Linked DNA regions of Mus musculus: regions 1 and 3 are each linked to region 2. The links are chromatin loops, found by intact Hi-C in ENCODE. Cell type or tissue: left cerebral cortex. All regions are shown on one strand. Each heading gives the region's core, and the rest is flanking DNA. Links, peaks and the distances in the headings are about the cores only.

Region 1 (10,457 bases), core at 788-8,787, 110 kb before region 2:
CTTTTTATGGGGGTTACAATTAAGAGATTGGACTTTTAAATTATATTGAGACCATGGAGACATTTTTCTTTCTTCTTCCTTTTGGAGACAAGAGTCTATGTAGGTAGGCATGGCTGTCCTGGAATTCTCTATGTATTAGACCAGGCTGCACCTGATCTAAGAGATCTGCCTGCCTCTGCCTCTTGAGTGTTGGGATTAAAGGTATGTCCACTACAGCTGACTATGGAAACTTTTAAAGTTAGACTAAACTCAGTTTTTGCATTATGATATGGCCACAAGCCTAGGGGTTCAGGGACTGAGTGGGATGTGGTGATTTGAATGAGAATGGCCCCTGTGGGCTCAAAACCTAGAATGGCTGGTCCCCAGTTGATGGGACTGCTTGGGAAGGATTAGGAGGTGTGGCCTTGCTGGAAGAGGCATGCCACTGGAGTTTGAGGTTTCTAAAGCCCAGGCCATTCCTAGTTATGTCTTTCTCTCTATGCCTCATGCTTGTGGATTAAGATGTAAGCTGCTGCCAGGCAGTGGTGGCGCATGCCTTTAATCCCAGCCCTTGGGAGGCAGAGGCAGGTGGATTTCTGAGTTCGAGGCCAGCCTGGTCTACAAAGTGAGTTCCAGGACAGCCAGGGCTACACAGAGAAACCCTGTCTCAGAAAAAAAAAAAAGATGTAAGCTCTCACCTACTGCTCCAGTGCCATGCCTGCCTGCCACCATGCTCCCCACCATAATGGTCACGACTCTAATCCTTTGGAACCATGAGCCCCAAACGAGCTCCAAATGAAATGCTTTTTGTTTGTTTTGTTTTTTTCGAGACAAAATTTCTCTGTATAGCCCTGGCTGTCCTGGAACTCACTCTGTAGACCACGCTGGCCTCAAACTGGTCACGGTATGGTGTTTTATCACAGTAATGAAAAGTAACATTGTCTCATCATTTGAGCTCTTGGAAGATAATCAGTTACTACCACTGGAAGACTGCTTCAACAATACCCATAGAGACCTTTTTGAACTAGAGAAAATTCAATCAGTATCAAGCACATGATAGAACCAAGATTCTATCTGTGAAAAGCAGCCTTGATTCTTTGCTCTGCTTTTTCCAATCTTTCAGTACATCCTCCAGAATGCAATCTAGACTCTTAAAATACCTTTTCTGCCTCCTTTACCTGAAACCATGAGACCTTTTTTCCTCTCAGCTGTCCTCAGCAACAGAAAAGGAGACAAATGATGGCTACTCCCTACCACCTCCTCCAACCTACGCTTCTCTCTCAGTAACCTTTATCTCTTGGGTCTAAAATAGCTCGAGCTCAATCTCCCACATGGTGAGTCAATAGCAAGCTAACAACTTTCCTTTTCATCTCTTCTCTGGCTGCTTCTACAAAAGCAGTCACTTTGACAACTCTTCCTACACTCTGATCCAGCCTCAACTCTCATCATCTTGCTTATCTAATCATTCTTTGTCACCAAAACTTGGCTAAAATTCTGCCTCTGACAGGCTTTACCAGGAAAATGCAAGTCTTTTTTTTTTTTTTTTTGGTCTGAATATATCTGAATTCCTAAGGCTGAACTTCTCGTTCTTAAGTTACTTGGGTCTCTGGCTGTCAGTGGGGGCCTGGGCTGGGCTGAGCATGCGCCTCAGTGGTTAAAGCAGCTGCCTAAGGGCAGGAGTTCAGACATCCAGCAGCTCTGTAGACACCGGGTGAGCAGGGCAGTCTGCCTGCAATTCCACCTCCAAAGGCTGAGGTGGGATCGTCCTCAGAGCAAGGAAGCTACAAAGACTAGACTTCACCGAGCTTTGGGTTTGATGGAGAGACCTGCCTCAGTGAGTACGATGGAAGAGCTATGATGATTCTCTTGTGCATCACACACACACACACACACACACACACACACACACACACACACACACACAAAGTCATTCACCCATTCTCATTAGCTTTTCAAACTTAAGTTTCACTGACACTGACATGTAATTAACATGCCATACATTCATCCATCTGTAGATGTACAACATAATGCTGGGCCCTTCTTTTTAAATCTTACTATCTGCTATTGCTGCCTCCTCTAGTTTCCAAGTCTGACTTACGATGACCACCCTAGCAACCTTACTTTAGAAACACACTATCTGACTTTTTAATTTTACATTTTTGTGTATGTGTAGACACATGCCCTGGCACACATGTGCAAGTCAAATGTAACTTCTGGGAGTGGTTCTTTCCTGTAGCCATGACTATAAGCCTGAGACTGAACTCAGGTCATCAGGCTTAACAGCAGGGACCCACGGAGCCATCTCACTGGCTCAACACTGTCACTTCTGTCAGGAGTAGCCAACATGCCCAGGGTTCATTTACTAGGATATTTTGAAGCTCAAAAGCAATCAATCTCTCTAACGGTTGTATTTGTCAGGAACCCAGAAACCACGGGGAAGAGAGGACCAGGGAGGGCTCTTTCTTAAAGAGCTGTGTTGCTCTACCTGTCTACCTGTAAACCAATCAGAACCCTAGAATGTTACTCTGGAACTGGCTTTATGGATTAACACTGCTGAGGAAGACAAAAATGCCCAACTCTAGACACAGGCTCCAGACTGTGCCTAAAGTTAAATATGTTTGGGTCATTGGCCAGGTGTAGCCCAAGGGTAGAATGCCACCTCCCTCACATGCTTAAGGCCACACCAGAACCTGCTATAATAGAAATAACAGGAGAGCATCCAGCAACTGGGCAACTCTGGACCCTACATTAAAGCGCACTGTGTCAGCACTCAATAAAAGCAGTTCCTATCAGGGTGCTTGCTTGTACAGCCACAGCATCACTGCCAACAATACTAACATGAGTCCCTCTCTACATTTATTATTATTTTTTAAAGATTTAATTTTATGTATATGAGCACACTGTTGCTGTCCTCAGACACACCAGAAGAAGGCATCGGATCCCATTACTGATGGTTGTGAGCCACCATGTGGTTGCTGGAAATTGAACTCAGGTCCTCTGGAAGAGCAGTCAGTGCTCTTAACCGCTGAGCGGTCTCTCCAGCGCCTACATTTATTTTTTAGGTAAGATCTTCTCTACATAGCCTGGCCTCGCCTGAGACTAAAACTTAACAGTCCTCCTACCTGTTGCTTCCCAAGAGCTAGGATTACTGTAATGTTTCACTACACTTGGCTTTCTTTCTCTGAATTATTTCATATACTACCTTATCACAACCAAAATTAGTACTAGCTATATCTTCTGGGCTTATTTCGTGGGGGGGGTGTGAGGGTGTCTAGACTATTTCCAGACAATGGTTCCTTATGTAGTTCAGGCTAGACTGGAACTCACATCTTTTTTTTTCTTTTCTTTTTTTCTGGTTTTTCGAGACAGGGTTTCTCTGCGTATCCCTGGTTGTCCTTTGTAGACCAGGTGGCCTTGAACTCAGAAATCCACCTGCCTCTGCCTCCCGAGTGCTGGATTAAAGGTGTGTGCCACCACGCCCAGCTCTGGAACTCACATCTTATCTCAGCCTTCTGAGTTCTAGGACTGCAGGTGACTGTCAAGCTTTGGCTTGTTTCTGAAGTCAAGTTTTAGTTCCTGGATGCATCTTGGTAGGGAAAAGGCCGAGATCTGCAAAGGAGAAATGTTCCTTTTCCTGCGTTACAAGGGAGAAGACTGCGGAGATGTCTGTATCACATGTGTACGAATCACATTTTACAGAAGACAAAATTGATTTGGGGTTTTCTGCTGCATCCTAGATTGAGGAAATGAGCAGGATTCTAATTCTTTAGGAGCAACAAGAAATGGACAACATGGCTGCTTCTTTTCCCTGAAGATATTAAAGACCTATGTCTGGAGTCATTACTAGGTGGTTTTTTAAATAGTTGAAATTAATAAAGAATTAGAAGGCAGAACCTCATTATGATACACAATTAAAAGCTAAGGCAATTTAACTGTTAGCTGAGCCTTTAGGCAAGTTCCTGGTTGACAATCATGCATGATACATGAACTCACAGAGACATCATTAGGCTGAGAAGCCCTGAGTCCTAAGGAGAAACTAGTGTGGTGGTGTGGCATGGATGACTTAGTAAGAATTGCATGGGGTTAATGCAATTGGGTGTACCCTAAGTTCTGGTATGTATCTATGAGGTTTGTACGATTTATGAATATCTAACTCAGAGGTACAAAGATTCTATAGTTGAGTTTGAAGAGGTATTTGGAGTTCTTTGAAAATTACAACAAATGCAAATCCCTACCCTGACTCAGGGTACGTAAGCAGATTCTCTAAAGGGAGAATGTATTCTTTCTAGATGGCTAATAGCTGTATAAACAACTTCTACTCTTGCAATTCCAGCATGTGAGAGGACAGTTACAATCTGTGGTTCCAGTTCAGTGTCAGACAACTGCCTGAACCACATGGACGATGACACAGTCACACCTAACACTGCTCTGTATTGTGGGTTGGGTGAACTTTCAAAAAAACATTATCACAGACTTTACTGGTCTGCATTTTTAGACTCTGTCCTGATTCTGAAGCTAATGTGTGCAAAGAAGTTTAAAGGAAGAGGTGTTATTTTAAACTCTATTTTTATACTTAATTAACAAATTCAGCATGCATGTTGTAACCCAGCTGTGTCAGATGGTGTAAAAATATGTAGAGAAATGTTGGAAGGCTGAGCTGGAAGAATCGTGTGATCCTTCAAGTTGGAGAGCCTAATCCTAAGCACCAAGGTGACACGTTTTCTCAAAAAGAGGAGGAAAAAATAAAAAGAGCAGGACGCAATGGTGCAAGACTTTAATGCCAGAACTCAGGAGGCGGAGGGCCAGACCAGCCTACATAGCAAGCTCGACGCCGTCCAAAGCCAGCCTTGTATCAAAAGGTCTCACAGCAAAACCTTGTCTCAACCTCCACCTCCCAAAACCCTAACAGCAGCTTTCAGATGACGGTCCCTCAGCAATTATGTAATTATCCAAGGAACGGGAAAGCTTACTAACAGATATGGAGACCTTGTCTCAAACCTCACCCCCAGAACAAAAACAAACAAGAAGGTAATAAACTAAGCAGGGTCACGTGCACGTCTGCAACCTAGTCAGCAGAGCTGATGGAGGAGGGCAAGGTCGAGGCCATGTGCGATCACCAGCCTGGCCACACCATGGCACCCTATGTCAAAAAACACACACACAAAAGAGGACAGGATGAAGGAAGGAGAGAAGAAAGAGGAGTGAGGATAGAAAGATGAGGAAGAGGAGAAAATAAACAGTACTCCTAAGAGATTTAGAATTATGAAATAGGTGTGATAATACCTATTATGTAGCCCTCTAAGGAAGATTCAAAGCTCTCCATCATCCTGGAAAATTAGTTGAGACCCTGTCTGACAAATTTTGTCAGTAATAAGACATACTTTCTAGGCTGTACATATCAAAGGTAAAATATATGTGGACTAAAGTTTAATGTAGCCAGGCCTGTATAAAGACAAAGGCCTATAGTCTGTGACATAGATGACGCAGGACTTGAGCCTGGCCAGGAGTTAGCAGCCAACTTGTGGCAGAGAAACCACAACTCAAAACCAAAATGGTGTTTATTAGTACAGGTTGGTAGTACAGATTGAGTAGGATTTATCAACAAACCAACCTGATGTGTTCCTCAGTTTAAGGCAACCCTGGTGTACACATTATGAGTTCCTGGTCAGCCAAACCTATATAGCAAGTCCTGGCCTCAAAAAACAGAAACAAACCTAGAACTCTTCAGATTTTGATTGTTCTCAAGGCAGTTAGGCAACGTCTGAGGGAACAGCTTCCTGATGCAGTTCAGTCAGAATGAAGTTGCTGTCACTAAGACCCAGATTTGGAACAGTGAGATGTTACATTAACGGGATTTTTGGTGCTTTGCCGACTGAAATGCCATCTCTGATATTAGCGGCTACCAGACAAATGAAGTCTGGTAATTTTGCTTGCTAGAACATTCTTTGAGAGTGATGTCTCCAGCTTCTTCCCACTGCTCTCCCACCTAGGCCAAAGTCTCAGACCTAGGATCTATTCAGTCTATCCTGGCCCCACCCAGCACAGACACTTAGGTTTTTGGTTTTTTTCTGAGCCAGGGTCTTATTCTTTAGCTAGACTGGCCTGAACTCATGGCAAGTCTCTTGCCTCAGCAAGGTAGGTTCACAGGTATAAACCACCACATAAGCTTGTTTAATTTCTTCTGTTCCATTCTTACTGGAGGGGATGTTTTTCAGTAAAGAATGTTGTTTAAAGAAAAAAGAGTGGGGGATAGTGAAATGGTTCAGCGGGTAAGAGCACTGACTGCTCTTCCAAAGGTCCTGAGTTCAAATCCCAACAACCACATGGTGGCTCACAACCATCTGTAATGAAATCTGACGCCCTCTTCTTGGGTGTCTGAAGCTACAGTGTACTTATTTATAATAATAAATAAATCTTTGGGCTGGAGAGGGGTTGACTGGAGCGAGCAGAGGTCCTAAAATTCAATTTCCAACAATCACATGATGGCTCACAACCATCTGTACAGCTACAGTGTACTCATATACATAAAATAAATAAATCTTTAAAAACATTTTTTACAAGAGTTTAAAAAAAAGAAAAAAAAGTGAAATATTTCAGTTCTCTGGCAAAGTAGGAGAAAACTATGTGAACCAACACTGAAATAGTTTACACAAAAGGTACACACTCAATAAGCACAATTGTTGGAGTGCTCAAAAGATTCTGAGCCAAAACCAAAACCCTCGGCAGGAAAACTTGACTATGAGTAGCAAGACAAATGATCAGTTCTGGAAAATGCTTTAATTCAGTAAAAAGCCATCTAAAGCCATCAGGTCTACCTGCGAACATACCTGCCTTTGTCATTGAATCACATTCCTTTAATACTCCTTAAATCTAATTCTTCTGGGGACACATGAACTCTTTACTGACTACAGTTCTCTACTATAACCTCCACAGAAACTTACGGGCGTGAAGCTGTACCACTGACATATACATTTATGCTGGCCTCTCATTAGTTGGTATCTTTAACCTCCGCTCCCTGTTAAGAAAATCCATGTAAGATTATACAGAATCCTACACACTTTGTGAGCATACTTCTTTTTCCCCACGTGTAAGAGGTTTATTGGGGGGGGGGGCAAGGAAGGTGGCGGCAGAGAGAGAAGGGTGGGGGAGAGAGAGAATTCGTGAGGGTGCGTAAGGACACTTCTAATCCAGCACTTGGGAAGCAGAGCCAAAGGGCCATCACAAACTAGAGGACATCCTGATCTGTAGAGCTGCAGGCCAGCACAGAGCGACAGACAGTAATAATCTCAGGAGGGGGAGGGAAAAAATAGTTGAGGAAGGAGAACCATGAGTTGTACCAATTTACAAGACTCAAAACCAAAATGCAAAATGGAGTAGGGGACATGGAGCATGGATGGACAGATTAAGATCTCTTATTTATTGTATTTGAAGGTGGGTGTGGGCATGCACTATGTGGGGCCAGAAGACAACTTGTGACAGCTGGTTCTCTCCTTTCACCTTGTGGACCCTGAGGATTGTATTCAGGTTGGTGGCCTTTACCTGCCAAGCCATCTCAACAGCCTGAAAGAACTCTACATACAGAAAATGGATTAGTATTATTATTTACACTGATAGTCTCCCTTTATGTGTGTGTGTCATATCCCCTGGGACTAGAGCTATGGACCACTGTGAACTGCAACGTGGGTCCTGGGATTTGTACCTGGGTTCTTTGGAACTGCTTTTAACAGCTGAGCAATCTCTCGAGCCCTAGAAAATGGCTCATTTCTGTGGCTGTTCTGAGGACCAGGCTGGCCTCAAATGCATAGCACTCTTCCAGCCCTTGTCTCTCCAGTGCTAAGAGTACAGGTATGAGCCACCACATATAACAGGGAAGGGTTACCATGTTCCTCACTGCCAGCAGACCTGTGTAAGAACCAATTACGCCTGCTGATGTTTGCTTTGCTCTACCAGGCTGGACTCAAAACTCTCTATGAAGCAGATGACTTGGGAGTTCCTCCTGGTCCTCCTGCCTCTGCATCCTGAGTGCTGCTATTAAAGGCATGGTGTGTGGGTGCTAGGCCAATACTCTACAGACTAGGCATCCCCTGCCCCTTAATGATGCATTTCCAATTTCCTTTTTGTTCTCTTTTCTCAAAAAACAAAAACAAAACAAAACAAAAAACCCCCAACCAACCAAAAAACAAAACAAAACACAAAAAAAGGAGGAAAAAAAAGGAGAGAGAGAAAGAAAACTCTAAGAAGTGGGGGATGCCGGGGTCTTGTGCTTACCACTCAGGAGCCCAATCCCTGAACTACACCCCGTAATTGAAGCTACTGTTCGGTTACCTTCTATCATACTACTTAGGACTCATCGGGTCTTTAGCTAGAAAATATACGATTCACTTTAATTTTTTTCAAAATACAGCACTTTCTCCCCAAGATGCTGAAAGTTGCTAATTAGTAGAACCAAAGCACTCTAGTGAAAAAGATCACTGGATGCCATCTGCACGTCTTGTATTGTGTAAGAAGGTCCCTGAAAGAACCCTTCCGGAGACCATAAGAAGTCTGTAACAGGTTTTCAGTCCAGAAGGCTAGGAACGCACGCAGAAAGAAATCAAGACTGTCACTAGCCGGCCACACCTAGGAATAGTTTTTTGGAAAAGTGGACTCTGCTGAAACCATCTGCCCTGTAAAATCCGAGGAGCCAGACAGAAGCATCCAGAGCACCTACCATGAAGCAGATACAGGGCTAGAAAAGCCATTCCCAAGGCCCGAGCGGGCCCCATCCCTTACAACCCTCAGCACTAGCACCAAATCGAGCCGGGGATGAATGAACCTGCCGGGAGTGGTTAAACGGGAGCAATAGAAGGCATGACATCAAAGGGGTTCGGACTTCTTCCTGAAGGAGATGGACAACGAGCAGGAGTCTCTCAACAGTAAGCGCGACCGTGACCGTGACACGGCTGCGCACTGCCTGCCAAGTGAAGACTGGCACGGAAGCGCGGCGCAAACCGGGGCGGATGATGGATGGGCCTAAGAGGCTGGACAGTGGGCGTGCTGACGAGCGCAAGTGGGGCATGGCAACGGGCAGGGTAGACCCTCGGAAACGGCCCAGTGAGGCTCGGGGTGAGGGCACTGGGGCCGGCGGGCAGCCAAAGAGGAAGCGAGTAGCCAGGGCGGCGCGCCTCTCCTCCCCGCCGCCGGCCGCCTCCCAGGCCTCCCTCCTCCCAGCCTCCCCTGCTCGCCCGCTGACCGAAAGAGTTGAGAAAGTCTGAGATTTTCTTGATGCTGCTGGTGATGATCTCAATGTACTCCCGGTTCGCCCAGTCCTGGTGAATCTCCCGCTGCACCGGATCCTCTTGTCCCGCCATGGCGGCCGCCTGAGGAAGAGTGACTGCGCAGGCGCCGCGACCTCTACAGGCCTCCAGCGCGCCTGCGCCGCCAGCCAGTACCCGAGTGTTCGAGCCCCAGAAAGGGCTGGCAGAGCGACGCGCGTGCGCACTCTAATCCCTGCGCTCTAGCTTGGCTCCCACGCTGGGGTAAACAAGATTCCTCCACTCGCGATGTGAAGACTAAGAGCTACCCTGTCCCCGGTTACAAGCACCCGCTGACCACTAGCGGATCTTGTCGTTAGGGGGCGCCCACACATTCCCACCTCCGCCTAAGGGTTGCTCCAAGCTCTCTTGCACCTTGTTAGCTGTGATGGGCACAGTCCACGAATCCCGTTTATTCAGAATGCTTGTCATGCTTGGGTCACAACTCTGTTCATTCTCGTTTTCTTTTAAAATTTGTTGTTGTTGTTGTTTTTCGAGACAGGGTCTCTCTGTGTAGTCTTGGCTGTCCTTGTACTCCCTCTGTAGACCAGGCTGGCCTCGAACTCACAGAGATCAGCCTGCCTTTCCCTCCGGAGTGCTGAGATTAAAAATGTGGCCACCACCGCCAGGTTAAAATTATTTTATTCGTATTATATGTGAGCGCTTACGTGGCACAACACGCGGGCGGAAGTTACAGGACAACTTGCAGGAGTGGGTTCCTCACCTTCCATCTTGTGGGACTGAACACTCAGATCATCAGCTTCAGTGTCTTTATTGTTCGAGGTGTCCCACCAACTCTGAATCTCCATATTTACCAAATGAGCAAAATACTTTTCTTTCTTTCTTTCTCTTCTCTCTCTTTCTCTCTCTTTCTCTCTCTTTCTCTCTCTTTCTCTCTCTTTCTCTCTCTTTCTCTCTCTTTCTCTCTCTTTCTCTCTCTTTCTCTCTCTTTCTCTCTTTCTCTCTCTTTCTCTCTCTTTCTCTCTCTCTTTCTCTCTCTTTCTCTCTCTTTCTCTCTTTCTCTCTCTTTCTCTCTCTTTCTCTCTCTTTCTCTCTCTTTCTCTCTCTTTCTCTCTCTTTCTCTCTCTTTCTCTCTCTTTCTCTCTCTTTCTCTCTCTTTCTCTCTCTTTCTCTCTCTTTCTCTCTCTTTCTCTCTCTTTCTCTCTCTTTCTCTCTCTTTCTCTC
Region 2 (10,457 bases), core at 1,477-9,476:
ACAACTTCTGGGAACTGGTTCGGATCTTATACCATGTGGGTTCCCAAGGTCAGACTAAGGGCATCAGGCTGGGTGGCTCCCTTATGTGCTGAGCCATCTGGCTGGCTGGCCTTTTTCTTTTTTTTAAAGTGATACCCATTATTTTTCTGGTTGAAATAAAAAAAAGGAGTACATAGTGTGTGGAATACTGGTAAAAAGAAAAGTAAAATTGAATGAGAGTCATACCCATGCTGCTGCTCAGCATCTTCCGGATTGATGGATGGATGGATCCTGACCCAAAGTGGATCATTCAGGATCTATCTTTGAGGACCCAGAGCCTCCATGAGTTGGGATGTTCATTGTCGTACTGTTTGCAGAAGGGACAATGACTGTTAAGCCACGTGACTACCCGTCAATCAGCAGGGGACTATGGAGAATGACTGAATAAATAAATATTAGTGTGCCCAGACCCCGAAACGCTGAGCAGTGAGCGGGAAGAGGAGGACCGAGTACATGGGGATTGTGTTGAAAATGTCTGCACAGCCACTGCAAGACGAACAGGACTGCCGAACAGTGTACGTGCAACCTTAGATAGATGATAGGTAGGTTAGATAGATAGGTAGATAGATAGATAGATAGATAGATAGATAGATAGATAGATAGATAGATAGATAGGAAGGTAGATAGATAGATAGGAAGGTAGATAGATAGATAGGAAGGTAGATAGATAGATAGGAAGGTAGATAGATAGATACTGATAGATAGTTTTTGTTTGTTTGTAGCCTTGATTGTCTTGGAACTGACTATGTAGACCAGGCTGCCCTTGAATTCACGGAGATTCATCTGCCTCTGCCTCCCGAGTGCTGGGATTAAAGGCGATCACCACCACAACTGTCCTTTACAAACTCGAGAAAGGGTTTCTCTGTATCCCAGGCTGACCTTGAACTTGCTATGTAGCCCAGGCTACCTTAAACTGATTGTGTTCCTGCTTCCTTTTCCTAAGTTCTGAGATTACAAACGTACACCATCACTCCTGGCCATATATGAGCTCTCTGTCTCTCTCTCTCTGTCTCTCTGTCTCCCTCCAACTGCCCCTCGTGTGTGTGCATATGTGTGTGTAGAGTGGCTCAGGCTGGCCCCGAACAGGCAAGACTGAAGTTGAATTCCTGATCCTCCTGCCTCAATCTCCTAAGTGCTGGGAATTTATGCCTTTATGTGCAAAGGAAGCAGTATGGTAATGACTGTGAATGAGCGGGGGTGGGGGTGTGGGGAGAACTCACAGGTAAGATGACCAGTTTTGGGATGTTTCTTTGTTTGAATGCAGACAATCAGTCCATCTGTCATACTGGGTTTTTTTTGTTTGTTTTTTTTTTGTTTTTTGTTTTTTTTTGTTTTTTTTTTTTGTTTTTTTGGTTTTTCAAGACAAGGTTTCTCTGTGTAGCCCTGGCTGTCCTGGAACTCACCTTGTAGACCAGGCTGGCCTCGAACTCAGAAATCCACCTGTCTCTGCCTCCCAAGTGCTGGGATTAAAGGCGTGTGCCACCACTGCCCGGCTAGTCCATACTGTTTTTACAGTTCACATGACCAACATCTTAGTGAATAACAATCCCCAGGAAATGTCTCCTCACCATTTCTGGTGGGCACGGGCATTCTTTGTATGGCATTCCCTGGGGGATTCAGTGTAATGATGGCCATCTGAAGGACTGGGACAGAGGTCAATGGTACAGTGCTTGACTCACATTCTCGAGGCCCTGAGTCCAATTCCTAGCACTGAGGGAGGGAAAAAAAAGAAAATATCCATGAGTATTAGGAACTGTGCAGAGAGGCCTCTGGAGTACTTGATATTGTCTCTGTACAGAACCTCAGTTCCAACCACGCCTCTGCTAGATTATCACATCAGTTCCATGTTGGGTACAGTAAGAATTCTGGAATTTTGATTTCTTAAAAAAAAAATAACCCACAAATATTGTAAGAATGTGCTTTTGATTTAATCCCAGGTGTAGGGAGGTGGGGCTGCTTTGGACTGTCTGCCACAGCTGACTGTGATTTGCCTAGTGCTCTAGCAGAGACGTCATTTTGCCAGCTGCATAGTTTCTGTGATTGTGTGACCATTGGAATTCTGGGAACTTTTCAGAGGGTGTATAAATGCTATGGAGAGGCAGGGGTGGGTGGTTGTTGGTTGGAGGGGGTTGTGGTTTGTTAGTAGCTGTGCTCAAAGAACAAACAAAAGGAAAGAAATTAGATTCAAGGATCTCTCTTTTCTCTATCCTTCTTTCTGTCTCTAGTGATAGGGGGTGAAACTGGGGGTGGGAGGATAAAGTGCGGGGGATGGGGGTGGGAGAAGAACCCAGAAAGTACCTAAGGTCAGCTACAGTTCAGCCTTCTCCATTTCTCCCGCTAGTGTTAGAGGCTGAAGATAAAGAAGGTATTTGTGGTGATTTGAATAACAATGGCTCCCATAAGCTCATATAGTTGAATACTTAGCCATCAGGGAGTGGCCCTATTTTGAAAAGATTAGAAGGATTAGAAAGTGTGGCCTTAACAGAAGCTGTGTGTCAAATGGGGAAGGCTTTGAGGTTTCAAAAGCCCATGCCAGGCCTAGTCTGTCTGTCTGTCTGTCTCTCTGTGTGTGTGTGTTTCTATTGATCAGTATGTAGCTCTCAGCTACTGTTCCAGTGCCTGCCAACATGATGATAAGGGACTAAACCACTGAAGTTGTAAGCAAGCACCCAATTAAATACTTTCTCTTATAGCAGTTGCTTTGGTCACGGTGTCTCTTCATAACAATAGAACAGTGACTCAGGTAGTATTGTATCCAGTCACAAAGGCCAGAAGAAATTACATGATCGGCTAACCACATGCTGAAAATCACCACATCGGAGACCAGAAAGAAGTAGACCTAGGGCTGGCAAGCTGCTTCTGCAGGTAAAGAAGATCTGAGTTTGGTCCCCAGGATACACAAGGCAGAAGGAGAAAACTGACTCCACAGACATGATGTGGTATGCCACAGGCCACACAAATACAAACACACACACACACACACACACACCAAAATAACAACAACAACAATAATAGAAAAGAAGGAGGGTGAGGAGAAAGAAGAAGAAAAGAAGAAAAAAGAAAGAAGTAGATCTTCGAAAATGTGTCAGAATATATTGTAAAATGATGAGGAGAAAGGCAAGTTACAAGAGCAATTAAGAAAGCGTGGGCTCATTTTTATTTAATATGCTCTGGGAAAAGCCTGGAAGATATGCCAGGCTGTATGTATGATCTACCTATGCCTGTATGAATCCAGAGAAAGTGAGCTCCCAGTCCCCGCAGGTATGCAAATAAAGCGGGCTGTAGCTAGAAGGAACACTGCAGAACCCCACAGGGCTCTGACACCATCTGGGCTGTGCTGCTTGTGAGAAAGGGGCGGTGAGGAGCAGCGAACAGAGACCGTTCCCAAAGGAAAGGGTTAAGTATCCCGCGCTCCTGTGGGCGGGCTTGACGAGGAGATCGGCAGAGCCGGGCTCTGCTGGCCAAGCCTGAGCATCTCGGAGGATGCGCCTCCGGGAGCGGCTGCAGGGACGCGCGCAAGGTGAACGCATGGCTGCGGATGCAGCGCGCAGGTGAGGAGCTGGCCGAGGGAAGGGGAGATGGCGGGACCCAAGAAGGCAAGGAGCAAGGCTTACAGCCCCTTCGCGGGCATGGGCCTGCACGGTGCCAAACCCCACCCGGGACACTGCGGGAAGGCATGGAGCCAGGGAGAGAGAAGCTGGAGAAGGAGGAAGAGAGGTAACCCGAGATGGACCAGCTTCTGCAGGCTGTCCTGCAGAGGCCCTCACCCTGCTCCCCCCACCCCCTAGTCTCTGCGGCTGATTGATCTCATCTCCCCTCAGAACTGTCCAGCCATGGGGACCCTAATGCTAGGCAAGCTCCTGCCTGGACTGCGGGTGCCCACATCTCTTGCATCGGGGGTGGTAGGCAGATGGCATGTTATTCACTGAAGGCCCAGCTCAGCCATCTCCTCCTCTGCAAAGTCTACAGAGCTGTACGGGCTTCAGTATCTCTAGTATGTGTTTTCAGCTGGCTGTGCGACCTTGGACAAGTTGCTCAACCTCTCTGACTCTTGGTTGCCCACTCTCCTTTCCTGTGTGATGGGTACTTGCACCTGCTGTATGGGAAGGTTTAGAACAGAGGCCTAACTAAGCAAAGAGCTCAACACAGGGTATTATTATAACCTATATCCATATCAGGGGCCCCAAGTCCTTCCTTCGCACACCTCATCCCCAGCCTCAGAACTGAGGACTTTATGGGTCCCCAGACCCCAGCCTGGCCTATGAGCAGAACCTGGGGCTTAATAGATGTTTGAGAGAGGGCTTACCAAGACTTAAAGGCTGTCTGAATTAACGCTGTGACTGGACCCAAGAGGTCTTTGAATCCCCTGAAACTTCCCACAACCTCTGATGAGCCTAGGGGTACTCCTCGGAAGAGTCTCTGGGGTTACCTCTAACTTCTCCTAGTGTCTGAGCCACCAAAGGTGGCTGTGTCCAAGAGGAAAAGGACACAGCACCTGCCCCTAACACAGCTGGCCCTCAGCTGGCTGGCCACTGCTGATCCCTCCTACCTCCCTGGCCTACTTAAGGATGGACTTAGGAATAGGGACCTCTTGGGAATATATCTACCTGGGCCCGGATTGTACAGGGGCTGGAGGTGTAAAGGAAAAAGACAGGAGCCCCAGGCCAGCGGCAGACAGGAGATGATATACAAGGGAGCTTTGCTCCGGATAGGGAGAGCCAGGAACAGAAGGCATCCCTGGAGAGGAGTGTCTAGGCTAATACGAACTACCCTCCAATTGTCCCTGGACATGATGCCGACCTCTTTCCCTTTAAAAAACACTGCTTCTCAGACCGCCTCCTGTCGGAGCTCTCCAATCCACGTGATGGTTCACAGGAGCCCTTGCTGACTAGCCCCTGCCTGCTGACCACCAGCCACCCCAAAAGAGGTGTTCTGAACTCACTGAGTTCACGCCTGCTCCTGAGTCTTTGTATATGCTATTGCCGCTGCCAAAGGCTTTCCCCTCAGAGCGTCAAATGCTTGGCTCTCTTACCATTCTGCCTTTGCTTAAGTGTCTCTCTCCTCAGACAGGCTCTCCTGGCACCCCTGTGGAGACTCTCCTCTGTTATCATCTAACCACACTGTATTTTCTTCAAAGCTAAACTTTATAATTTTAGGGAGTCTCATTTCATAGTTCTCAGGCTGGCCTGCAACTTGCTAGGTAGATCACAGAGATCCTCCTGACTCTGCTAAGGATCTGAACTTTAACATTTTTAAAAAATTATATGTATCGTGTGTGTGTGTGTGTATGTGTCTGAGTGAGTGTCTGTGTGTGTACATGCATGCCTATTTGGAGATCAGAAAACAACCCAAGGGAATCAGTTTTCTCTTTCCACCATGTGGGTCCTGATCAAGGATTGAACTCTGAGGTCATCAGGCTTGGCAGCAAGCCCCTTTATCCACTGAGCCTTCTCACTGGCCGTTAGGTTAAAATCATTTATTGTCCATCTTACTTATATCTCTCCACAGTGGGGAGGGGGCAGTCTTCTCAATCTTGCTCAGCGCTATATCCCAAGGTCTGTTCAATTTATGTGTTGAACTAGAGAAGGGCTTATGAGGGAAGAAAGCTTTCCAGACAAAGGCTAAGGAGATAGAGCCCTGCTATCAAGTTCCTCCTGTGGGTCTGACCTTCATGTGTCTCATTAGTTATGCGTCATATGAATCCCCTTGAGGTAGACACTCTTGTTAGCTTCATTTTAGAGATAAAAGTTAAAACCACGATGCTGAGAAGCAAAGTAACTCACCCAGGAGACAAGATGCCAGGAATCTAACTCAGGGCCCTCCGCAAATGCAGGGGCATGTTCCTCTTTCGCTTTTATGAGAGCTGGATGTTGATAAATCTAATTTGAGGGCAGGCAAGAAGGCTTAGCAGCTAAAGAGGTTTGCCACAAAGCCCGATGGCCTGAGTTTGATCCCTGGGAACCACGTGGAAGGAGAGAACTGACTCCCACAGGTTGTCCTGCCCTCCAAGCACTTGCTGTGGCAAACATCCCCCCTTAATTAAACACCTAAATGTGATTTTAAAAACGTAAAATCTGTTTTCAGGGACTGGAGAGATGGCTTAGCCAGCCAGAGCAAGTAGCACTTCCTGCTCTTGCAGAGTATCCAGCACTGGGGTTAGGTGTCTCCCAGATGCCTGTAACTCAGCCCCTGGGGAATCCAACACTCTCCCCTGGCAATGGCAGGCACTGCACTTAACATATACAACTACTCCTGTCATATGTGTGTGTGTATACACACACACACACACACACACACACACACACACACACATATATATATATATATATATACACACATATATATATATATATATATACACACACACACATATGTGCATAGGTACATATATATGTATATCATATATAAAATATACTTAGTATATACAACTAAAAGGCTGGGCCTGTTAGCACACACACCTTTAATCACAGCACTCAGAAGGCAGAGACAAGTAGATCTCCATTAGTTCTATGCCATCTTGGTCTACATAGTTCAGGTCAGCCATGGCTATATAGACCCTGTCTCAAAAAATAAAATCTTGGGACTGGAGAGATAGCCCAGTGGTTACAAGCACTGGCTGCCCTTCCAGAGGACCCAGGTTCAATTCCCAGCACCTACATGGCAAATGACAAATGTCTGTAACTCCAGTTCCAGGGGATCCTATACCCTCACACCAATCAGTGCATATAAGATAAGCTAAATAAGTTATTTAATAAATGAAATTGTCAGGTATAGAAGGCATTCCATCCCGAGGGAACAGAACCTGGTGTCAGGACAGAGGCTGAGTCAGCTGGCCTGGCCGCAGTCTCGGAAAGCCAGGAATAGAACTTGCATTCTCTCCCAAGAGCAGTGGGGAGTCAGAAAGTTTTGAAAGCAAAGGAAGTGATGTGAGCAGAGACCCAGTTTTTTAAAACTTTAAAAGCCGGGCTGACACTGTTGTTTGATGCTTCTCTTCTTTCCCACCAGCCCCTGGAGGAAGTCATGGGACCCTTCAACCCTCACGCCATCTCCCTCTGCTTTATCTTTCCTTTCTCCGCTTTTGTAGACGGGTCCAGTGAAGCCTAGAAGTCAAGGGCTCTACACTCAGGCATTGAATTAGACCATGGCCCCCAGCCCACAGGCCTGCACATCTCCTCTTCTGCTGTTGCTGCTGCCATGCCTGGGGGCTGGCCCTGCCTTGGGCAGAGGCCTTCCCAGGCCCCTGGAGAACTCAGAACCTCACATGATCCCATCAGAGTCACAGACCTTTGACCTCTTCTGGGAGAAGCTGAGAAATGAGAGTTCCTGGCACAGCGGTGACCCTCAGGCCCGTGCTGAGGGGCCCAAGAAGCCCGCAGACCCTTACCTAGGACCAGCCCTGCATGGGCCCAAGGCAGCCCCTGGGGTCCAAGGTGAAAGACTACTAAGAGCTGATGACCTCCAGCTGGCCCGAGCATTCACCTCCCAAGGCTGGACAGGACCTCCTGACTCACAGGAGCTTCTGGAGCCTGAGGCACCAGAACCCCACCCTGTGCGAGCACCTCGTCTCACTCTTGTCACTACAACTCCCAGCTCCCTACTCTCGGCAGCCATACTTTCCACTGCCTCCCAGAAGCCTGGAGGCACAGCAGGGCAGCAGCCAGCTAGGAACGAGGAGCTAATAATGGTCAAAGCCGAGACCCACATCACACAGGCTTCCCCCTGGGACTTCCAGGGCTCTTCCCACACTCCGGTACCCGAGACAGATGCTGTGAGGACGCTGGTGTTGGGGAAGCAGGGGGGACATGAACAGGGCTTCCAGGAGGCTGTCCAGGGTCCCCTACTCACCCAGCAGGATCCAGTAGTCCCTGGGGTCGGCTCAACACCCCCAGTTAAAGTGGAATCCACCCCAGAGCCTGGAGCCCAGCTCGACCTGGCATTGGTCAGAAGCCTTCCTCTTCCTGAGGGGCTGCCAGCTGAACCCCCCAAAACTGGAGCTGGGGATACCTGGGAAGTCAGCTCTCTGGGACCCCAACCAGAACAGACCGATCTCCTTGGAGGACAAGATTCCCCAGCACCCCAGCCTATACCACCTTCAGCCTCAGACACTTCTGATGGGCACCTAAGACCAGGTAGGTATCAGCATGAGGGGGCTGAGTGGGGTTGTGAGGACCAGTGGTCCAAGGCAGATAGATGTAATTCTGCATGTCATTTCCCTCCTTTGGACAAATTGGAGTGATGGAGCCTTCCTCCTGAGGGGCAGGATTTGGGGGAGTATGGGAAGGTCAGACAAGGTAATGACTATTGCCATTTCAGCAGTATCCTCGCTGAATGGAGCCGACCCCATCTCCCCACAACGTGTGAGAGGAGCGATGGAGGCCCCAGGAACCCCCAAGTCCTTCATCCCTGACCTTCCAAATTCTGCTCAAGCTGCAAATGGAACAGAGAGCCCTGTGAGGGCCCTGCAGCCAGGTGAGGCCACGGCTAGGGGTGAGGGGAGAGAAACCAAGAACCTGTGCTTAGTGATGGGGCAGGGGCCAGGGCTAAATAGAGAAAAGCACCCGCTGAAAGGAATAGGTTAGGACCTCTGAGTCGCCGAACAAAGCAAACCAATGTTCCCTGGAAACTCCAGGACAAGACATCGGCTCTTTTGAGCTCGAATGTTCTTCTGTGCAACGTAGACCCATCTTGTACAGTCATACCCCATCCCCTCGGGAACCCCAGCACCCTGGATGCTGAGACAAGAGGATCACAAGTTTGAGGCCTGCCTGAACTACATACATACTGAGTTCAAGGCTGGGTGTGAGCAGCTCATTAAGACCCTGTTTCAAAATCAAAAATACAAAGGGTTGGAGACGCAACTTAGTGGTAGAGTTATTGCCTGGCATATGAAAGATCCTGGGTTTAATCCCCGGCACCATCACTACTACCACAAAAAAAAAAAAAGGAAGGAAGGAAAGGAAATTTACATCTGTCTTGTCTTTGATGGGAACCAAGATAGACATGTGCCCTCACCATGACCCAATGACTGTGGCAGGTGCTATTATCGCCATTTGACAGACAACCTTGGAAAATTAATTTACCAACTATACTTTTGAATATGGAAAAATCAAAAGCACTTTTGTGTTTGTTTGGGGTTCTGTTGTGTTGTTTCTTGTTTGTTTGAGATGGGGGTCTCAGGTAGCCTAGACTGATGTTGAACTCATTGTGGTTGCTGGAGATGGCTTTGAAGTCCTGATCCTCCTGCCCTGCCTCCTATTACAAGCATGTACCTCCACCCCTCCCCCACTCTCAACAGCACTTCCCGAGGGACCCTTTTAATGTTGTTATTATTTCAGATGAAGCCGAGGATTGGCCGGGTCGCCCACAAAGCCACCCTCCAGCACCCCCTGTCCAGGCCCCCTCGACATCTCGGCGTGGTCTCGTTAGAGTCACCACACAGAGAGCTCTGGGCCAGCCACTCCCTCCGGAGCCCTCAGCCAGCTCCATAGTCCCCATCCCAGCTTCTAGCCCCCCAGCCAATGCCACCGCACCTCCCCTGCGTTGGGGACCCCTTCGGCGGGTGCTGAGTTTCTCCTGGGAGCTTCATGTGTATGGGGTGGGGGTGCTTTTCCTGCTTCCAGCATTATTGGCATTGGTCACAGTGGCAGCCGCCCTAGCGGGACCCCGATTAGCACTAGTGGCTGCCGCGCTGGTATTGGTGGCTTCAGGGCTGCGATCTGCCTACATGCTCACGGATCCTTATGGCTCTCAGGCGCGACTGGGAGTACGTGCAGGTCTGGTGCTATACAACTTGCCCTTCCCCTTGCTACTCACTGCACTGGCAGCACTCACCCTGCTGGGCTTGGGTGCTGGTCTGCCACAGCCTCTGCAGAAGCCGCTGCTGCTGGGAATTGTGGCACCGGTGCATGGCACATGTTTGCTGGCTACAGACCTGTTCTCCACCAGCCCTGTGCTCAACCTTCTAACACAAGGCTTATCTTGCGCCTGGGGCGCCTCAGTGGCTCTGGGCACACTCTGCCTGTGCCGTCGACGCCTGCTGGAAGGCCCTCGGGGCTGGGATGCCAGTCCAGGGCCCCGGCTGTTGGCTGTGGCGGGCTCACTGGGGCTGTTGGCCAGTGGTCTGCAGTTGGCGGCCTCTCTCTGGCTGTACCCAGGGCCTGGCCGGGAGGGTCGCTTCTCCTGGGCTTGGTGGGGCGTGCACTTCTGGCTGCGCCTGCTGGAATTGACCTGGGCACTGGCCCTGGCGCTAGCTGCCCTGGCTGCCACTCGTCCCAGGCCGCCCACGGAGCACGCTTGCTGGGCTAAGCTGCTGCGTCTGGCGTGCCCCGCGCCTACAGGGAAGAGCGAAGTTCCCGAGAGACCCAATAACTGCTATGCGGGGCCCAGTGGCCTGGGCACAGGCGGCCTGGACATCAGCA
Region 3 (9,289 bases), core at 275-8,274, 120 kb before region 2:
AGATAGAGTTTCTTCGTGTAATCCTGGCTGTCCTGGAACTCACACCCTAGATCAGTCTGGCCTCGAACTCTCGGAGATCTGCCTGCCTCTGCTTCCAGAGTACTGGGATTAAAGCCGTTATCTCCATGCCAGAAAGACTTGCTTTGAGGTAGGGTCTCACTATGTAGGCCTAGAACTCATTATGTATATCCGGCTTGTCCTGAACTCAAAGATCTCCCTGCCTCAGACTCCAGAGAACAGGGACCAAGGGCAGTTGGATTTTTTTTTTTTTTTTTTTTTGGGTAGCATTGTTTCCCCCTGGCTGGTCTGGAATTCCGTGTACAGACCAAACCAGCTTCAAACTTAAGAGTGATCTCCTGCCTCTGACTCCAGAGTGCTGGAATTACAGGCATGAGCCTCATATATATATATATATTTTTTTTTTTTTGAGTGTACTTAAATTTAATTTCTTCTCTTAAGATCTCCACGGGCTTGCCATATTTCCCCTTCTGCCTTTGCTTTTTGGTTTTTCAAGACAGGGTTTCTCTGGGTAGCTCCAGCTCTCTTGGAACTCACTCTGTAGACCAGTCTGACCTCCAATCTCCTGCCTCTGCCTCCCAAGTGTTGATATAAAAGCTGAGTACCACCGCTGCCGGGCCCACCTATGCTATTATTTAAAGTTTTTCTCATTGATGAGTTTGAGTCTGTCTCTATTTTTAACTACACATTTCAAAATGTCTTCCAGAGTACAAAAGTAAAACTTTCCCTCCTTTTCCATCTGCATTCCCAGAAAACAGTATTACCAGTTTTTGTTTCCTTTCAAACTTTTTTATGTTTGTGAATAGAATTTTAAAATATTTTGTCTTTTTCTTTTTAGACGCAGACTTATTGCATAGTTCCCATTGCCTTGCAGCTGAATATATATAGCCCAGGCTGGCCTCAAATTAGTGGCACTCCTGTGTCTGCCTCCCAAGTACTGGCATTCTAGATATGTGCTACCATGACTGGTTCAAAGAATTAGCATACAACTACTATCAGATAACATTCAGTGCCATTTTTCCATAGACATTTCTGGCAGAAGTTTCATCAGATGAGCTTTTTTTAAATGTACGGGCCGGGCAGTGGTGGCGCACGCCTTTAATCCCAGCACTTGGGAGGCAGAGGCAGGAGGATTTCTGAGTTCGAGGCCAGCCTGGTCTACAAAGTGAGTTCCAGGACAGACAGAGAAACCTTGTCTCAAAAACCCAAAAAACCAAAGTAAATAAATAAACAAAAAATTAAAAATGTACGGGTGTGCATGTGTGAGCTCATCCAGGGGCTGATGAACACAGGGAGGATTGGATTTCCTGGAGCTGGAGTCAGAAGTCGCTGTGAGCTGCCTGTTGTGGGAACTGGGAATTGAACCCAGGTCCTCTGTGAGAGCAACCAGTGCTCTTAACCACTGAGTCAGCTCTCCAGGGCTTCTAAATTCTCTTGAATTTTTAGTTCCCCATTTTTCAGGTAGGTTCTTTATTTTCAGTGTTGAGAAATCCAGAGCTTTATGTATGACACGCGAGCCACCTACCTCTGTGCCTAGACCAAATTTAGTATTTTGTCTAATATTATGTTTAGCACATGTCTACTGAATGGGCCATGTGATAGAACCAGTCTCTGCCTTCAGAATGCTGAAAGGCTAGTGTGGAAGGACACAGGACAACTCGGAGGAGCAGTGTTATTTGGTTGTAACAAAGAATGTGAAAGGTGACTAGATGAGCCAGGAAAAAAATCAAGCAGGGTGTCTGAATTCCATTTAGGCTCCTTTATCAAGTCTGGCGAATAAATCACCCTGAACAGTAGAAGTTTATGTCATGCTTTTGGAGCAGTTGAAGATACAGTTTTATGGACTAAAGAAATGGCTTAGTAGTTAAAGAGTGTGCTGCTCTGAGGACCTGAGTTCAGTCCCCAGCATCCACATCAGGTGGCCCACAACTGCCTGTCACTCCAGGTCTAGGGAGTTCAATGCCCTCTTCTGACCTCCACAGACATGTGCAAGCCCCCCCCCGCCCCCATACACAAACAAACATACATACATGATTTAAAAATAAAAATACGGTGGAGAGTTGGCTCCTTGGTTAGGAGCACTGGCTGCTCTTGCAGACGACTCTGGTTTGATTGGCAGCTCACAACCATATGGGACCCCAGTCCCAGGGGATCGGACACTTTCGTGGGTACCAGGCATGCAGTTTGCGCACACACATACCTGATAGTACATACATACACATACATACATAAAGACAGTAAGTAAAATTTAAAAAAACCTAAAGAATAAAAATAAGGACTAGAGGGAGCTCAGCAGTTAACATTACTTAAAACTGCTCTATCAGAGAAGAGATGGTTCCTAAAACACCAGGTGACTCACAACTGCCTGGAACTTCAGCTCCAGGGGATCTGGCACTCTTCTGGTCTCTGCAGGCACATGCATATTTGCACACACATGTGCACTTACACACACACACACACACACACATCTTTTTTAAAATGTGGAGGACCAGCCAGATGGCTCAGTAGGTTGAGATGCCTCCCATAAAGCTTGCCCTGAGTTTGATCCCTGCGACTCACTGGACTCTGGAAACTTGCCTTCTGACCTCCACAAACGCACAAATGCACTACGGCATACACATGTCTACACACACACACACACACACACACACACACACACACACACACACACACACACACACTTTAGAGGGCATGTGGTCCTCATGCTAACAGATAAACTTTGGAGCACCCAGGAGTGTTAATCATGCATGGGTGTCTCCGCAAAGGAAGAAGAATCTGCTTTCCACCCAGAGCTGGGAGGAGGTGTTAATGAGCTAGTGACCTTTGCAATCTGTAAAGCAAGACCTCACCCAAATTCCCCATAATGTTTATCCCAGCCTTTTCTTCCCTAGACCTTTAGCTTTCGTTATTAATAGAGCCCATCTAGATGTTACATGTACTTTAGAGTCTGCTGACCTCTATGCCATCAGATCTTAGGCCCTTAATCTATAAAACCTATCTTCATGGTCACATGTGTTTGTGCACCAGAGATTGTATCACATCAGGAAGCTTTCCCCAAAACTATACTGTGTTTAAACGTTTAAATATGGTATCAGACTCTCTAGAATTTCAACTAGCGCTGATAAAGTTGGGCTGAACTGAGCTTACATCCTTGCCTCTCATGTTCCTGCCTGCCGTGACTCTTAAAGGGACCCCCACAACTTTTAAGTTTTCCTCATGTCTCACGTTAGAAAACAGGAAAGGGCAGCGTTGTCTTTTTTAAAAAAAAATATTTATTTAATGTACATGAGTACACTTTAGTTGCCTTCAGACACACCAGAAAAGGGCATCGGATCCCATTACAGATGGTTGTGAGCCACCATGTGGTTGCTGGGAACTGAACTCAGGACCTTCGGAAGAGCAGTCAGTGCTCTCAACCTCTCATCTCCTGAGCCTCAGCACTGTCTTTCTTTACGAAGCACTCTGGTTTACTGAGGAAAGGCATTATATCTTTTAATTAACTCAATCCAGACTGGGGCAGAGTGGTGCTTGCCTTTAATCCTAGCACTTAGGAGGTAGAGGTAGGTAGACCAAAGTTTGAGGTCAGCCTGCTCTACATAGCATGCTCCAGGCCAGCCAGAACTACACTGTGACCCTGTCTCAAAAAAAAAAAAAAGATCTTAAACTTCCTACACACAGTAAGGAGGTTACCTGGAGAAGCACCCGGACACCTCAAAGCACCACATGGGATGAGGAAATTGCCAGTGTAAGAGGCCAGATTCCTTAGTTTCCTACAACCAATGTTACCAACTGCTCTTTGCAACCAGGACCTTATGATATAGCAACGTGGCTCTAACCGACTTGGCATTACCACCAACACATAAACATCCTATTATCTGTAAGATAAACACTGAGCATTCAGGTATAATCCACCGAGTGCTTGCAAAGACCATCGTTTTGCCTTATTATCTTGTGGTACAGTCCCTATTCATGGCAGGAGCCACTATTAAGCCAACTGCAGAGTACAGGTAAATAACACAGCTTTAGAAGTGGTCCTTTATTCAGGACGATATGCAGATAATGAACTTGAGTGTCTGCTAAAGGCATGCTACAATGAGCTTAGTAATACTGAAAAGAGAACTTAGCCCATGAGAACATGAGATGTCTCCATTATAAGATTCTATTTTTAAATGAAAACACTGGTTCAGTATCCCTTAGGCAAAATGCCTGTGATCAGATAGGACCCAGGTTTAAACATTTCATATACCTTAACCGCAGCTTGACATTATTTACAGTATTCATGTATTTGTATGCAGGCCAGAAGTGGACCTTGGTTATCTTCCTCTCACGCTATACCTTGTTTTTTTTATGGACTCTCACTGAACCTGGAGCTGTGGTTCAGTTAAACTGATAGGCAGGAAGGCCCCAGGGATCCTCTCACCTAGGCCTCCTCAGCACAGGGAAAATAGAACCACTATTATAGTTTTTATGTGGGTGTTGGGGATCCAACTCAGGTTTCTGTTTGGATAGCAATTTTTTGTTTTGTTTTTTTAAAGATTTAATGTATGAGTACATTGTTGCTGTCTTCAAACACACCAGAAGGGGGCACCTGATCCCATTACAAATGGTTGTGAGCCACCATGTGGTTGCTGGGATTTGAACTCAGGACCTCTGGAAGAGCAGCAGTCAGTGCTCTTAACCGCTGAGCCATCTCTCCAGCCCAATAGCAAGTATTTTACCAATGAGTCTATCTTCCCAGCTCCTTTATACAGATTTTTGGGCTGCCTGTTTTGACTGCAACTTACCATGTCTCTCCCTTTTGAGCAATGGACTCCAAAACCAAGAAATCTCATGCTGGGAAAAGGATGGGTTCCTGGTGTCAGGCAGCAGGGGAGCTTGTCTCCTGGGAATATCACAGCATTCTGACTTCCAGGAGACCAAAGCCAAGACAATGACCAGCAGGAATCAGATCTTAACTTAGTTGTCTCAACCAGTGGATCAAGACCCCTGGGGTCTAACAACCCATGTCACTTATTAGATATCCTGCATATCTATCTGCACATACTATTCATAACAGTAGCAAAATTTCACTTCATCAAGGAGCAACAAAAATAATTTTATGGTTGGGGGGGGTCACCACAACACGATGGGCAAAGATGATGGGCAGGTATATCACACACAGCATTAGGAAGTTGAGAACCCCTGCTTTAACTGCGACAGTTATGGGCACCTTTTTTCCTTTCTTTTCATGTCCAAGTATCAGAGCCATGCTTTTACATTGCAGCCTGGGAGCTAGTTCCTTGGAGGTAGGAATCTGGCACAGTCACTCTTGTCTGGAAACATTTTCCTGTGAGGCCCCGGAGGTCTTGGAACTTGATGTAGACCAAGTGGCCTGACACTCAAGAGATCTACCAACCTCTGCCTCCCCAGAGCTGGAATTAAATGTATGCACCACTCTGCCTGGCCAATGTACACCCTCTTGGCTGTTTAAACTTGAGCTTCATGGAAGAATCCCCAAGATGATGGCAGCCCTATTTACTTCCTCTTCCCCAGTGTGGCCACCCTGGGGAGACCTTTTCTACTTTCACCATTACTTAATTGGCTTACTGAAGACAGGGTAACAACTCGATTGTCAGGGCTGCCAGGGCCCCAGGCTCTGACCGTAACCACTCAGGTAACAACTGTGTGAGTCAGGTGTGAAAAGGCTCACCTGTGCTGTTACTATTTAGAAGGCCTTGGATTTTGGAGAATGTTGGATAAGAGAGACTCAGGCAGTACTACTTACAGTGCCCAAGGTGTACCACATGAATACAACACAGCTTGAACCCTCCTAATCTGGCTCATCACTGACCAAGGCAACCTGCCTTCCTCAAAGCAGCCAGCTGACTTAATCCAGGGAAGGGGACGCAGGTACTTTTTAGGTTACATATGTGGTTTGACTATACTTGACCCATGTGACTGGCACTATTAGGAGGTGTAGCCTTGTGGAGGTGGGCCTTTGGGGTCTAATACATGCTGGCCAGTGTGCGGAGACGCTCCTCCTGGCTGCACGCTGAAGACAGTCTCTTCTTAGCTGCCTTCATATCATGATGTAGGACTCTTGCTTCCTCCAGCATCATGTCTGCCTGCAGGCAGCCATGTGTTCTGTAATGATAATGGACTAAACCTCTAAAACTGTAAGCCAGCTCCAATGAAATGTTTGCCTTATAAGAGTTGTCTTGGTCTTGGTGTCTCTTCACAGCAACAAAAACCCTAAGACAATATACTCTGAAAATGTTCCAAATAATTCAAGGTGAACTCTGGTGAAGATGCAAGCCAGGAAGTCTGAGAAAGGGCAGTACTGAAAGTGCTTATCTGGGAGAACAATGGGGAATTGTAACCTGAGCTGGACTTTGCATGTCAAACAGGCCTTGAATAGAGAGAAATGAGTGTCCACAGAGCATGATAAATGCTACCCTACTCAAGGGGAAGCTCTCTGTGGGGAAAAGCCTTTAGCAGTAAGTTGGCTGAAGTGTAAAGGAAGCACAGTAAGTCTTTGATTCTTCTGTATAAACTGCAGTATCTGCTTGAGAAGATTGGTGTTTACATTGTGCGCACGTGTACACCACGCACAGGAATGCCACCGCATGCCCACAGAGATCAGAGGACAGCCTCCAAGAACAGGTTCTTTCCTTCCACCATGTTGGTCCTAGAGACAGAACTCAGGGCTCCAAGTTTTGAGGCAAGCACCCCACTTGTCAGACCATCTCACAAGCCTCCGTATTTACAGTCACAGGCTGTTTACCTTATAAAACTAGTAACCTACCCTGGATACAGTTAAACTGGAAAGATGCTAGGATTGCAACAGATCATAAACATCAGGTCTGATTCAATACTGTATCTTTTATTGGAGTCTAACACACCTATATAGTAAAAGTCCTTGGTAGTTATCTGCTGAAAGACCAAGTAATTCCAGACTGAACTAGTTCAAGTGTCCAGACAGGAACACTGACTGGAGAGCCGCCTAGGCTTTGAACCAGCTAGGGCTGCAGGTTTCTTCTGCTGGAGAGCACTCTTGCCCACCAGACTCTCAACAAGGAGACCCTCTCCAGCCACTCTTGCCACCACAGTCACAGCAGTCAGACAAAGTTGAGTTTATTAGGGAAGCATGAGAGCTACTGATACCCCAAGTGACACAAAGAAAACTGAAAATGTCCCTTCAAGCCAACTGGGGGCCTGGCTTTGAGCTCCCAGAACAAGAAACTGGTGGGTTAGCAACAACATTTTCTGGCAACCACACTGCAGGGCACAAGTCTCAGCCAGGACTGCCTCCACCTCTCACAGGTGGAGAGAAGGCCGACTGTTGACAGAAATCAGTGTAGAGGCCATGGGAGCTGTAGGGAAAGTCTGAGAGAAAGAGTTTGAGAGGTGGGGAGGACCTTAGAGTCCCAGCCTTTGCCTCTCAACACCTCAAACACATTGACAAGTAGTTCCGAACAATGTTACTGAAAAGGGAAAAAGCCTAATGCTGTTTCCAAGAGGTCCCCTGGACTGCTTGCTCCCCCATGCCACGTCATACCCCAGGGCACACAGCAGAGCCCAAAGGCCACTTTTGAAAAAAGAAAAACAAGAAAAAGCCCTGTTGCTCTGTAAGGAGAGAGGAGGAGCAGGAGGCTGCTGGGCCTTTCCCACACGGCAGTGTTCTGTACAGCAACTTCCCAGCAGCAACGCGGCGGCGCACTTCTAGGTCAGAGTCTCACCCTTTGTCACCTGTGAAGGAAAAACTGACATTTAGATAAAACGCAAAGGACTAAAGCCATTAAAAAAAATCCTATCTTGGATCCTGCACAGTGAGAAACAGTAGCAAAGGCAGCTTCAGAGTCCCAGACAGCTACATCCAGGCAGAGCACTTAACCTCTGCACCGCGTTCATTCTACACAGATATTCCCTCTGGGGTAGCCTGGGACTATACTCACCCTCGCTTCAATGTACTCTATTCTCCGTTCAAGGGCTGTCAATTTCTCATTTAGTGTTGCGAGTCTTGAACGACAAGACATATCTGGTAAAAGGAGACTAATATTCAGGATTAATGCCACTCCAAACACCCACACCCACACAAACCCTCTGGGCTGAAGATGAAACATTGTTCCAAGAACATGTGGGGGCTGGGGTATGGTAAGAAGCATTTAAGAATCAACAACTCAGATGCTGTGGAACACCAGGGTGGCAGGCAGAGAAGAATCACCACAGAGGGAGATCTATATCTTGTCTTGTAGCCAAGACTAGTCTTGAACTTGCAGTGATCCTCCTGTCTCAAGCTAAATTTATGAACCTTAAAAAAGTTGCTAAATTTATAAAAAATGTTATAGCAGTAACATACAACTAATATGTAAAAGATGTGCAGATAGCTTTGTCAAGCAGCAAACTAAGAGTTTCAAGAGAAGGGACCTAATGAGGAAGGAAATGCAGAAGATCTTCAACCTACGGTATATCCCTATAACCTACGGCATATCCCTATAACCTACGGCATATCCCTATAACCTACGGCATATCCCTATAACCCCCTGGAAATTAAACTAGGGAGACGCACTAACTGCACTACACTGCGGAGCACCAGCTGTTTCCTGAGCCCACAGGGCTGAGTGGGAGCTGTGTTCCTCTGTTCCCTGGCATCAAAAGTACCACACATGTCGCTAGCTTTGGAAGAGATCAAAACTCAAAACCTGAGTATGGTTTTAGGCCAGGGTTACAGATCAGCAGAGGAGGCTTATCCTAGAGGACTCCACATTCAATGCCCAGCACTGCAGCAGTGAGGGAGTCCTGAGGGTTACAGCCGAAATTAAGGCAAGGAAGGGAGGAAGAGGAGCTCCAGAGAGAAGGGTGTCAAACGCCCACACTACTTTTAGTGTCTGTCTGTCTGTCTGTCTGTCTGCCTGTCTTTATGCCACATGCGCATAGATCAAGTTGTAACCTCTCAGCTGTATTCTTTGGCAGAGGAAATTTCAAGACAGCAAATCTGTGGTTGGATGATTAATACACAATTTGAGGAGAAAAAGATCGCTGGGAAATTCAACATTGGAGCCAAGGCTTGTGCTGAAAGAAATAAGAAGACTGATGAGAAATGGAATAAGGGGTTGAGTACCCTCAGGGCAAGACCCCACCTGAGCTAATCCTGCAATTTATGGAAGAAAAAGGCATAAGAAATTTTCTGTTCCTAAAAGGCAGTAACAACAAAATTTATAAAAATGTAGGGACCAGGCTCCGTCCCCAACAGGCAGCATAACTTGGCAGCATTGGTCTTGTGGTTCTGGCT

What was found. A loop is a pair of places that touch in the nucleus more often than their neighbours do. Peaks named below come from ENCODE experiments on the same cell type or tissue, not always from the same donor. Only the 100,000 strongest peaks of a DNase experiment are listed, where the experiment ranks them.
Region 1: it touches region 2 in a loop (4-fold over the local background); 6 of 42 quality-filtered maps call a loop at or near these places.
Region 3: a loop joins it to region 2, with 2.8 times the contacts of the local background. A loop is called at or near these places in 3 of 42 quality-filtered maps.

Annotation. Positions count from the first base shown.
Region 1 is chr6:113,603,651-113,614,107 of GRCm38, reverse strand. It overlaps Brk1 (BRICK1, SCAR/WAVE actin-nucleating complex subunit), which reads right to left and starts at 9,336. Exons shown (of 3, transcript NM_133937.1): 1 at 9,212-9,336. The coding sequence starts at 9,329. In left cerebral cortex, for the core only: no CTCF peak of the experiment used is centred there; DNase peaks (open chromatin) are centred at 1,361, 4,571 and 7,938; H3K4me3 peaks cover 1,549 bases; H3K27ac peaks cover 6,733 bases.
Region 2 is chr6:113,494,983-113,505,439 of GRCm38, reverse strand. It overlaps Prrt3 (proline-rich transmembrane protein 3), which reads left to right and starts at 3,509. Exons shown (of 4, transcript NM_001289700.1): 1 at 3,509-3,590; 2 at 7,124-8,168; 3 at 8,353-8,508; 4 at 9,375-10,457. The coding sequence starts at 7,181. In left cerebral cortex, for the core only: no CTCF peak of the experiment used is centred there; DNase peaks (open chromatin) are centred at 3,461, 3,938 and 4,911; H3K4me3 peaks cover 2,439 bases; H3K27ac peaks cover 2,033 bases.
Region 3 is chr6:113,614,522-113,623,810 of GRCm38, reverse strand. It overlaps Brk1 (BRICK1, SCAR/WAVE actin-nucleating complex subunit), which reads right to left. Exons shown (of 3, transcript NM_133937.1): 2 at 7,953-8,035; 3 at 6,860-7,746. The coding sequence ends at 7,720. Among named protein-coding and RNA genes, the nearest start is that of Vhl, 4.8 kb to the left of the region's middle. In left cerebral cortex, for the core only: a CTCF peak has its summit at 4,590 (motif pointing right); DNase peaks (open chromatin) are centred at 1,516 and 8,147; H3K4me3 peaks cover 125 bases; H3K27ac peaks cover 906 bases.